Regions from separate parts of the Homo sapiens genome. Here region 1 is linked to region 2. A link is an interaction called in ENCODE POLR2A ChIA-PET data of the cell type or tissue named here. Cell type or tissue: Panc1. All regions are shown on one strand.

Region 1 (5,000 bases), 290 kb after region 2:
TTGAGTTTAAGGCTGCAGTGAGCTAAGATCGCACCATTGCACTCCAACCCGGCTGTGGGCAACACAGCACCACCACCATCTTGGCTGGGCACGGTGGCTCACGCCTGTCATGCCAGCACTTTGGGAGGCCGAGGCGGGTGGCTCACCTGAGGTCAGGAGTTTGAGACTAGCCTGGCCAACATGGTGAAATCACGCCACTGCACTCCAGCCTAGGCAACCAAGTGAGACTCTGTCCGCCCCACCACCCCACCAAAAAAAAGACTACTATCTTAAACAAAATCAAAATTTTTAAGTAGATAAAATATTTAGGGGAAAAAAACTTCAATTAAATATGCAGCAGAGTCCGACCCAGATGTTTTCACTCCCAGCCTCTACCTACTATCTTTGTGTCTTTATTTTTAGCAAATTCTACACGGGAACTTCATGTGCATGTAGAACCCTAAATGTTGACTCAGCCCTACCTCTCATCACCTGACCACTTCCTTTATTCACGCTGTCTCTACCACCCTTCCCATCGGTGTGAGCTGTATCCCGCTAAACACTGTTACCACCCACAGCCTGCATTACTACCAGCTGACTGTAGCCTTAAACACCACAGTGATCTCGAGCATTTGAGAAGACTTATCTTGACAAGGGCTCACGAAAGACAGCAATGCTCAACAGCAAGATAAATGAGGGCCTTCATGGGATCATTCAGTGCTGAAGCCACTCAACCTCCAGGTTTGGGTTAGTAAAAAGAACTTTGTCAGGCCAGGCACAGTGGCTCACGCCTGTCATCCCAGCACTTTGGGAGGCCAAGGCGGGCAGATCACCTGAGGTCAGGAGTTCAAGACCAGCCTGGCTAACATGGTGAAACCTCGTCTTTACTAAAAATACAAAAATTAGCCAGGCATGGTGACGCACACCTCTAGTCTCAGCTACTCCGGAGGCTGGGACAGAAGACTCACTTGAACCCAGGAGGCAGAGGTTGTAGTGAGCCAAGATCGCACCACTGCACTCCAGCCTGGGCGACAGAGGCAAGACTCCATCTCAAAAAAAAAAAAAAAAAAAAAAAGAAAAGAAAACTTTGTCATACAAGCTTTCAACCTAAAGCATTAGCCATATGCCCGTGTTTTTGTGCCTGGGACCATGACAACTTTCCCCATATCAATGCTCTTATTTTTTTTTTTTCGAGACAAGAGTTTTGCTCTTATTGCCCAGGCTGGAGTGCAGTGGCACAATCTCAGCTCACCGCAAACTCCGCCTCCCGGGTTCAAGCGATTCTCCTGCCTCAGCCTCCCGAGTAGCTGGGATTACAGGCATACACCACCCCACCCGGCTAATTTTGTATTTTTAGTAGAGACGGGGTTTCTCCATGTTGAGGCTGGTCTCGAACTCCTGACCTCAGGTGATCCGCCCGCCTCGGCCTCCCAAAGTGCTGGGATTACAGGTGTGAGCCACAGCGCCTGGCTGCTCTTATTAAAATAGTCTCATCACCTACCGCAAGCGTGGAGAGCCAAGTGAGGAGAGGGGTCAGTCCCTTTTGGCAGCGCCTGGAAGCCAGTGCTAACATCATGGTGACAACTTTTCATTCTTAAGGAAAATTGCGGAGTGACTTCTATGCATTTTCTATGAATGACCAAATACAGGGTGTGGAAAAGCTGTGTTTGCCATGGCAATGGGAAGCCGAGAGAAACGGGGAGGCGAGAGAGACAGAGACATACACAGAGACTCCCAGAGACAGCCACACAGACTCACACAGAAACAGACAGACAGGCTGGGCTCGGTGGCTCACGCCTGTAATCCCACCACTCTGGGAGGCTGAGGCGGGTAGATCACCTGAGGTCAGGAGTCCGAGAACAGCCTGGCCAACATTGTGAAACCCCGTCTCTAGTAAGAATACAAAAAATTAGCCAGGCATGGTGGCACAGGGCTGTAATTCCGGCTACTCGGAAGGCTGAGGCAGGAGAATCACTTGAACCTGGGAGGCGCGGTTGCAGTGAGCTGAGATCACGCCATTGCACTCCAGCATGGGCGACAAGAGTGAAACTCCGTCTCAAAAAAAAAAACAAAAAAAAAAAACGAAAGAACAGAGAGACACATACAAAGACAGAGATAGAAACGCCCAGCGACAGAGACACACACAGAGAAACACAGACAGACACAGAGACACACACACAGAAACAGACACAGAGACAGAGAGACAAAAAGACAGACACAGAGAAACAAAGAGAGACACACAGAGACAGAGAGAGAGAGAGACACATACACACACACACAGAGAGTAGGAGGCGGCCCGTGGGAGCCGAGCAGAACCAGCGTGAGGCAGGGCCATCTTCTGAATTAAAGGCAACAGTGACTGTAAGCTTGTGCTTTGTGAGTAACAGGATAGATTAGAACAGGGCTGGCTGCCCATGGCCCACGAGCTGTTTCTGGGAAGCCTCCGCAGGTGCCAGCCAGGCCCTGCGCTGCTTCCATGTCCAAAGGCACAGCTGAGAGCTGATGAGAGACCGCGGGGCCCACAGTGCCAAGCATATGAACTATCTGGCCCGTTTGTCAATGCGTGGGTTGATCACATAAGTTATGATCACATAAGTCACAAAGACACACTGATCACATAGATGCACCTGGCAGATAGTAGACCACATGGCGCCTGAGTTAGGGAAGAAAAGAAATAGAAGAATCAACCGAATCATCCCTGAACTTCTTAGCAATACTTCCTCCTAGACAAAGCACAGAGTACCATGTTTATTGCAGGTTTGCTCCTGAGCATGTCAATAAACGCAGCTGCAACGAGAGTGCTCTAACTTTATTATCCCTGTGAGAAAGTACATAGCGTCATGTGAAGGGGGTGCGTGACTCGTGCAGAATCTCCCAAAAATAGTGAGAAAACCAGTGTCAAATCCTACCTCTCGACAGACTCTAGTGTTAACATGTGACCCTCTGACCTGCATTCATAAGACATCTTAGAGACCCGAATCCCGCTTCCTGTGTAATTCGTAGAGCGATCCCAGGCTGCTCAGCAAAAAAAGTCACAGCACGGAGGTGCCGTTGCCCCGGAAGCATTGCAATCAATAGTCAGCTTGGGATTCTTTTCTTTCACTTCCTCCAACAGCTTCTTGATTTCCAAATTAGTTTCATAGGTCTTCAACCTGGAGGGATCAGAGAACACAAATGTTCCCAGAAATTCATTCTCAACTACCCAGGATGCCTGAATATCTGTTTTCAAACACTCAAAGCAGGAAACGTTTTTGGGATTTTCTGGGGGACAGGGTCTTGCTCTGTTGCCCAGGCTGGGGTACAGTGGTGCCATCTTGGCTCTCTGCAACCTCCAGCTCCCAAGTTCAAGCAATTCTCATGCCTCAGGCTCCTGAGTAACTGTGATTACAGGTGTGCACCACCACGCTTGGCTAAGTTTTGTATTTACAGTAGAGATGGGGTTTCGACATGTTAGCCAGGCTGGTCTCGAACTTCTGGCCTCAAGTGATCCATCCACCTCGGCCTCCCAAAGCCATGGGATTACAGATGTGAGCCACAGCACCCAGTCAGAAAAGTTTTCTAAAAAGAAATTTAGACCCACACAATGGGGATCCTTATAAGTCTAAGAAAAAAAAGATTATGGCCAGGCACGGTGTCTCGCACCTGTAGTCCCAGCACTTTGGGAGGCCAAGGCAGGCAGATTGCTTGAGCTCCGCAGTTCAAGGCCAGCCTGGGCAACACGGTGAAACCCTGTCTCTACCAAAAATAGAAAAAGTTAGCCAGGAATGGTGGTGCACGCCTATAGTCCCAGCTACTCGGGAGGCGGAGGCAAGAGGATCACTTGAGCCCAGGAGGCGGAGGTTGCAACGAGCTAGAGATTGCCCTACTGCACTCCAGCCTGGTAACAGAGTAAAACATGCCTTTAAAAAATAAATTTAAAAAATAGATAATCAGGCTGGTGCACGGTGACTCACGCCTATAATTCCAGCACTTTGGGAGGCCGAGGCGGGCAGATCACCTGAGGTCAGGAATTCGAGACCAGCCTGGCCAACATAGTGAAACCCCGTCTCTACTAAAAATACAAAAATTAGCTGGGCATGGTGGCAGACAACTGTAATACCAGCTACTCAGGAGGCTGAGACAGGAGAATCGCTTTGAACCTGGGAGGCAGATGTTGCAGTGAGCCAATACCGCACCACTGTACTGCAGCCCGGGTGACAGAGCGAGACTCTGCCTCCAAATAAATAAATAAAAAATAGTGGCAAATCAAACCTTCAGTAGAACTAAGAGAATGCCAGAGTGAACCCCAGGGTTAATGATAGCAAACTTGGCTCTAACGTGGCTGCAGCATGCAAGCCTGTGTATGTGAACATGAGGGGTGGTGATTGTGGAGACACTGGCTTGCTATGTTGCCCAGGCTGGTCTCAAACTCCTGGCCTCAAACAATCCTCCCACCTTGGCCTCCCAAAGGAGGAACTGAGGAATGAGAAAAGAAATACGCCCCAAACATATGACATAAGAGACCACAGGGGGCTAGAGATTTGTCACCAATAGTCCTTGGTGGCATTACAGACCTCGGTCCCACCAACAAGAGAAGCATGACACTATTTAGCTCAAGTTTCATGATATACCCCTAAAACCTTAACCCATTTATGCCAGAGGTTACAATTATTTGAACTGCAGACGTGTGAAAAATCGTACCTTGAGCAGGATATAAATAACTCCCACATGCTTAGCGTTCCAATAATGCAACACTGGGCATCATGAAGCAGTTTACATGCGTATCATCTCTACAACTAAAATAACTCTTGAATAAGACAAGTGGGCTGTGCACAGTGGCTCACGCCTGCAATCCGGGTACTTTGTGAGGCCAAGACAGGAGGATCGTTTGAAGCCAGGAGTTTGAGAACCTCGGCAACACGGCCACACAGTGCAGCAGAGCAAAACGTTGTCTCAGAAAAGAAAAGACAAAGGCAAGAAGAAACTAAAGGTAGATTACGTTAAAATAAGTCACTGAGGCCGGGCGCGGTGGCTCACGCCTG
Region 2 (5,000 bases):
ATTTCAGCTGTGTCTTGTTCTTGATGCAATTATTTCTAAATGTGTTGATATGATTTACTATTTTTCACCTCACAGTAGCTTCCTAATTCATTTCTATAATTGCCTGTTTTTTCTGTAATGGACTTTTTGATTTTTATTTCTCTTGGGTGGGTTTTTCTCCCACACATGTGATCTTCCATACAGTTTCTCCCCGGGCTGACTCAGGAAGGAAAGCTGATGAGGAGCATTGCTGTGGTCACTCCTGCCCTGCGGTGTCCATGCTGCCAAGCTTAGAATCAGCTCTGTGTTCTGTCCGGCATGGTGGGGCCCATGTGAGCCTCACACTCACGTGCTAGAGATGCCTGGTCCAGCAGTGATAAAGCGCATCTGTGTCATGCACACCCGGGAAGGTGGCTCAATGCTGAGTGTGGCCCGGGTCACTGAGGGGAGCTATCCCAGGGTCTGTCCACAAACACAGAAGAGGGAGAACAACAGTCTCTCTAGGGTCCCACGGTTTCCTCCATTTTTTGCTTTGTTCTGAGAGAGAGACAAAGTGCCATGGCTGCTCTGTGGGTTGGACAGATGCATGCTTTCACCTGCAGGCTGGAACCCAAGCTGAGGTCTTCAGCATCCCCAAGTACTGATAAAGCACTTTAGGTTGTTTTTAGAAAACACTGAAAAATTAACCCTTTTGCTAAAGAGGTAGAAACAAGCCCTCCCCTCAACGAAATTCCTGAAACTCTCAGGTTAAACTTCGTAACCCAATCCCTTCACTGCAGACACCCAATAGGAAAGTCACATGTGCAAGGATGAGATGACTTTGGTCAAGCTCAGACCCCACAGGGCCAGGAAGGCCTGAAGGAGAGGAGGCCCATGCTTCCAGCTCTCAGATAAGAGCTGCTTCTAAGGACTTTTTAAAAACCCCACAAGAAACCCTTCCATGTCCTTCACCCCCTCCTGCTTTGACGAGGTTTATCACTAGATATTCTTTAGGATGTCAGGAATTCAGATAAGATGCTCTCGAGAAAAAACTTGCCCAGCAACGGCATCTCCTCCAATGGACTGACAGCAACTCTGGCTTTGAACCTCTGGAATCAGGGAACTCTGTTTCTAAGCAGCTCTGTCAGCCTCTCTCTTGTTGCTGATAAGAACTTCCTTTACTTCTGTATGTCAGAGAGCTCTCTCTATGGTGCTTTTCCTCTACTCTCACACCACAGGAATCATCCTCACAGAAGAAGACTTCTAGGACCAGATGTGTGGGATTTTTTTTCCTAGACCCAGTAGCGGACGCCAGCTGAGTGTTTAAATGCTTCTTCCCCAGTGCCGTAAACAAATAGCACTTGAACATAAATTTAATTTACTCAGCAAGACCATTTTTATTTTCTGCAGCAAGGGTACACTCACCAGCAGTTTTGCTTCGAGAGTACACAAAACAAAAGAGACAGGGTCATTTATAACCTGACACGTCCACCCTACTGCTCTGTCCGGTTTCCACTGGCTGGAACAGGACCTCACACTCTGTATTTGTCCCGATTGGCTAGTAACTTAGAACTTCTGAAAAGAGGCAAAGGTAGAGCAGAACAAAGGAAGGAGGAAGTAACTTGTGGAATGCTGAGAAAGGTGAAAACACCTTCAAATAAGGAAGAGGAACAGGCTATGACCTAATGCTTGCTTGGACCAGTATAAGCATGCCAGGGCAAATATTTAGGCTAAATTGTGGGAGCTAATAACATAAAGTACATTGATTTATTTATCACGGCTAGCAGATATTTGAGAATGTTAGCATAGCTCTGACACTGTCTACCCAGAGACAGTCCCAGATCCCACAGATTGAATGGTTCAGTCCCCAACACTGCCCCCACACCATTCCCAAGTCCAGACCTCCAGAACTTCTGACTGACTGGCTTCAAGTTGGGGACCCTATGACCACCTCTTTGGGTTTGATTAATTTGCTGTAGCAGCTCACAGAACTCAGAGAGACACTGACGTTTCCTGGTTGAATACAAAGCACACTGCAGAGGACACAGATGAAGAGACTCATAGGAGGAGGCATGGGGGAAGGGGCGCAGGGCTTCCATACCCTCCCTGGGCATCACCCTCCAGGAGTCTCCACATGCTCAACCACCCAGAAACCCACGAAACCCAGTCTTCTTGGGTTTTTATGAAGCTTCATGATGTCAGTATTTCCTCCCACAAGGAACAGGCTGAGACCATCTTCTGGGAGGGTCTTAAGAGCCACCATCAGAAAGGCAGGGACATTAGAGTCTTGCCTTGGGCAGGTGAAGGAAGGGCAGGAGGAGGTCAGAGGCCTCCCCTAAGGCCTAACACAGCCAATGTTATAACAAAAGACTGTAACAAGGGCTATGGAGCTATGAGCCAGGAACCGCAGGTGAAAACCAGTGTGTATCACAACATCACACTTCCCTCTCCGGACACACTGTGGCTTGCCATGCCATGCACTCCAGATTGTAATCCTTGCTTCTCACTCCCAAATAAACTCAAAATCCAGACAACCCTGGAGCAACGCAGCCTTGAATTCCTGGGGTCTCTTATATGCACACTTTTTTCAACCAAACGGGGGTCAAAACTGTAGCATTTGTGGGATGCAAGACTTGTGTATATGAACGGCAGACTTTTCCTATATGCAGGCCCAGCAGAGACAATGTCGGGGCTGGAGTACGAGCAGGTGTTGGTGCATGTAGCGGGTACTGAAACGAATTGCCTGTGTATCCCAAGAAACAACTCTACTGAGAGATCATATTCTCTAGGGGTTTATTTTTGTTTTTATTTTTATTTTAAGTTAAAGCTTCGGGTAGAACACCCAGTGTCTCCTTGTCCATCTGAAGAAGATGCTGCTATGTGGAAGCACATCCTTGAGATCCACAAGGAGACACTGGGCAAGGAGACGAGGGTGCCCCACTGTGCAGAAGTCTCCCTAATAAATGATCTATGAACACCCTGGTGTTTAGTGCTTCTTTCTTTGGAATCCCAGCAGCTCTGTCACTGGACGGTTTGGTGCACTCCCTTGAGGGAATTCCCCTGGGCTGCTTGGGGTCCACTCCAGCCTCAGGTGTAGCTGGAGGACGCAGCCTCCCACCTTGGTCTGGAGCCCTGAGCCCCTCACTGTCATTGCAGATCCCGAGGTTCCTCTCCTGGCTCCACTCAGTGGTGGAAACCTCCACCCTAATGAGCCCTTGATGGTCCCAGGTCCCTGTGGCATCTCACCTGTGGCCTCTGTTCTTTCCTGTGGATCCATCTACACTTGGGAACTTCCACATCTCTTTTTCTGCTCATGACATTGATGCTCTGGGTATTTCAGAAATGCCCAGATAGATGGACAAATACACGTCCATCTATCCATTAGGGTCAGATGTGAGATCCAGAGTGGACACATCAATCACCTACGTAGACTGTGGAGTCCAACGCCAAGATCCTCTTATGTCCCAAACACCTCAGGTCTTACCCTGGTCTGGAAATCAGGCACAAATGAGCCCCTCCTAATGTTCCAGCACCACTGACCGTACAACCACTGTCACGAGTGGGATTTGTGACAACAGTCGGCAAAGGAAGAATCTGAGGCTCAGAGATGGTTCATTACCGCCCGAGGTCACGTAGGCAGTGGATGATAACCAGTCGTTGAATAAATATAACTCCCCCCCAACTCCCCAAATCAAAGCTCAAATATAAGTCATTGTTCCCAAAGCGTTGAACAGGGATTGAGGTGCAGAGGGACGGCCAAGTAAGCAAAGGGCACCGAGGAGGCAGGAAAGACTCAGAGATTTGTTCCCGGGGGGTGGGGTTGGACACTGTAGCAAAATATTTTAAAAAGGGGAAGTTAAGAGGGGACTATTTGGTTGAAAGAAAACCCACAATCCAGTGTCAAGAAAGAAGTCAACTTTTCTTCCCTATTTCCCTGCATTTCTCTTCTGTGCTCACTGCCACACGCAGCTCAGCCTGGGCGGCACAGCCAGATGCGAGATGCGTCTCTGCTGATCTGAGTCTGCCTGCAGCATGGACCTGGGTCTTCCCTGAAGCATCTCCAGGGCTGGAGGGACGACTGCCATGGTAAGGACCCCACAACACTGAGCTGATGGACGGCTGAAGGAGGGAGGGTGACCATGTGGGAGGCTGTGAGAAGGAAGGAGATGCCTCCGCTACCCTCGTCAGGAAGGGCAGACACAGGAAGGAACCAGTTTTATTTGCTGCTACATCCTGGCTCTCAGTGGGATGAAAACAAACCAGACAGACGGTGGCTGGGGGTCAGGAAAGGGCCCATTACCATCTGAAATGATGCAGAGGGCCTAGTGACTGCCCCCACCTCAGCCCTAATGGAATGAGAGCAAGGGTCCTGGGGAGGGCAGTTCCACTTCCTGTGTGGCTGCAGATGACAGCACCCCATGAGAAGAAGGACCCAGCCTCCGATTGGCCACACTCTGTGTGTCTCTCTATCCTGCCAGCACCGAGGGCTCATCCATCCACAGAGCAGGGCAGTGGGAGGAGACGCCATGACCCCCATCCTCACGGTCCTGATCTGTCTCGGTGAGATTTGAAGAAGGAGGGGAGCTTCTAACCTAAGAGGGACCTCACCCCACAGCCAAACTCTTGTCCCTAAGGAGACCCCAGGGGCTCACAAAGATCCCAGGGAGGGGAGGACCTGCCCAGGCTTCAGGGGGCAAATCCCTCACCGGGAACTCTCTTCCAGGGCTGAGTCTGGGCCCCCGGACCCACGTGCAGGCAGGTGAGTCTGTCCCCAGCTCTTCCAGGTCCCTCCTCCTCACTGGGGACAAGGGGCCACCCCCGTGCCGCTGGGGATGGGGAATAGCAGTTCTGGGCTGACTGATGGGGGCGTCTGGAGGGTCCTGGGCTGAGAGCTGGAATCTGCTGGGTTGGGTGGGAAATGAGTTAGAATCTGACTCCTGATTTCCTTCCAGGGCACCTCCCCAAGCCCACCCTCTGGGCTGAACCAGGCTCTGTGATCACCCAGGGGAGTCCTGTGACCCTCAGGTGTCAGGGGGGCCAGG

Evidence for each region. Peaks named below come from ENCODE experiments on the same cell type or tissue, not always from the same donor. Only the 100,000 strongest peaks of a DNase experiment are listed, where the experiment ranks them.
Region 1: POLR2A ChIA-PET joins it to region 2 with 10 read pairs; 3 of 35 experiments call an interaction of 5 or more read pairs at or near these places.

The regions. Positions count from the first base shown.
Region 1 is chr19:54,920,742-54,925,741 of GRCh38, forward strand. It overlaps NLRP7 (NLR family pyrin domain containing 7), which reads right to left. Exons shown (of 11, transcript NM_001127255.2): 11 at 2,774-3,131. The coding sequence ends at 2,999. It also overlaps a transcript of NCR1 not described here. Among named protein-coding and RNA genes, the nearest start is that of NCR1, 17 kb to the left of the region's middle. RefSeq lists enhancers at 1-87, 88-587. In Panc1, no CTCF peak of the experiment used is centred here; no DNase peak of the experiment used is centred here.
Region 2 is chr19:54,626,590-54,631,589 of GRCh38, forward strand. LILRB1 (leukocyte immunoglobulin like receptor B1) reads left to right here and starts at 3,895. Exons shown (of 15, transcript NM_001081637.3): 1 at 3,895-4,044; 2 at 4,437-4,518; 3 at 4,682-4,717; 4 at 4,911-5,000. The coding sequence starts at 4,485. In Panc1, no CTCF peak of the experiment used is centred here; no DNase peak of the experiment used is centred here; H3K27me3 peaks cover 1,325 bases.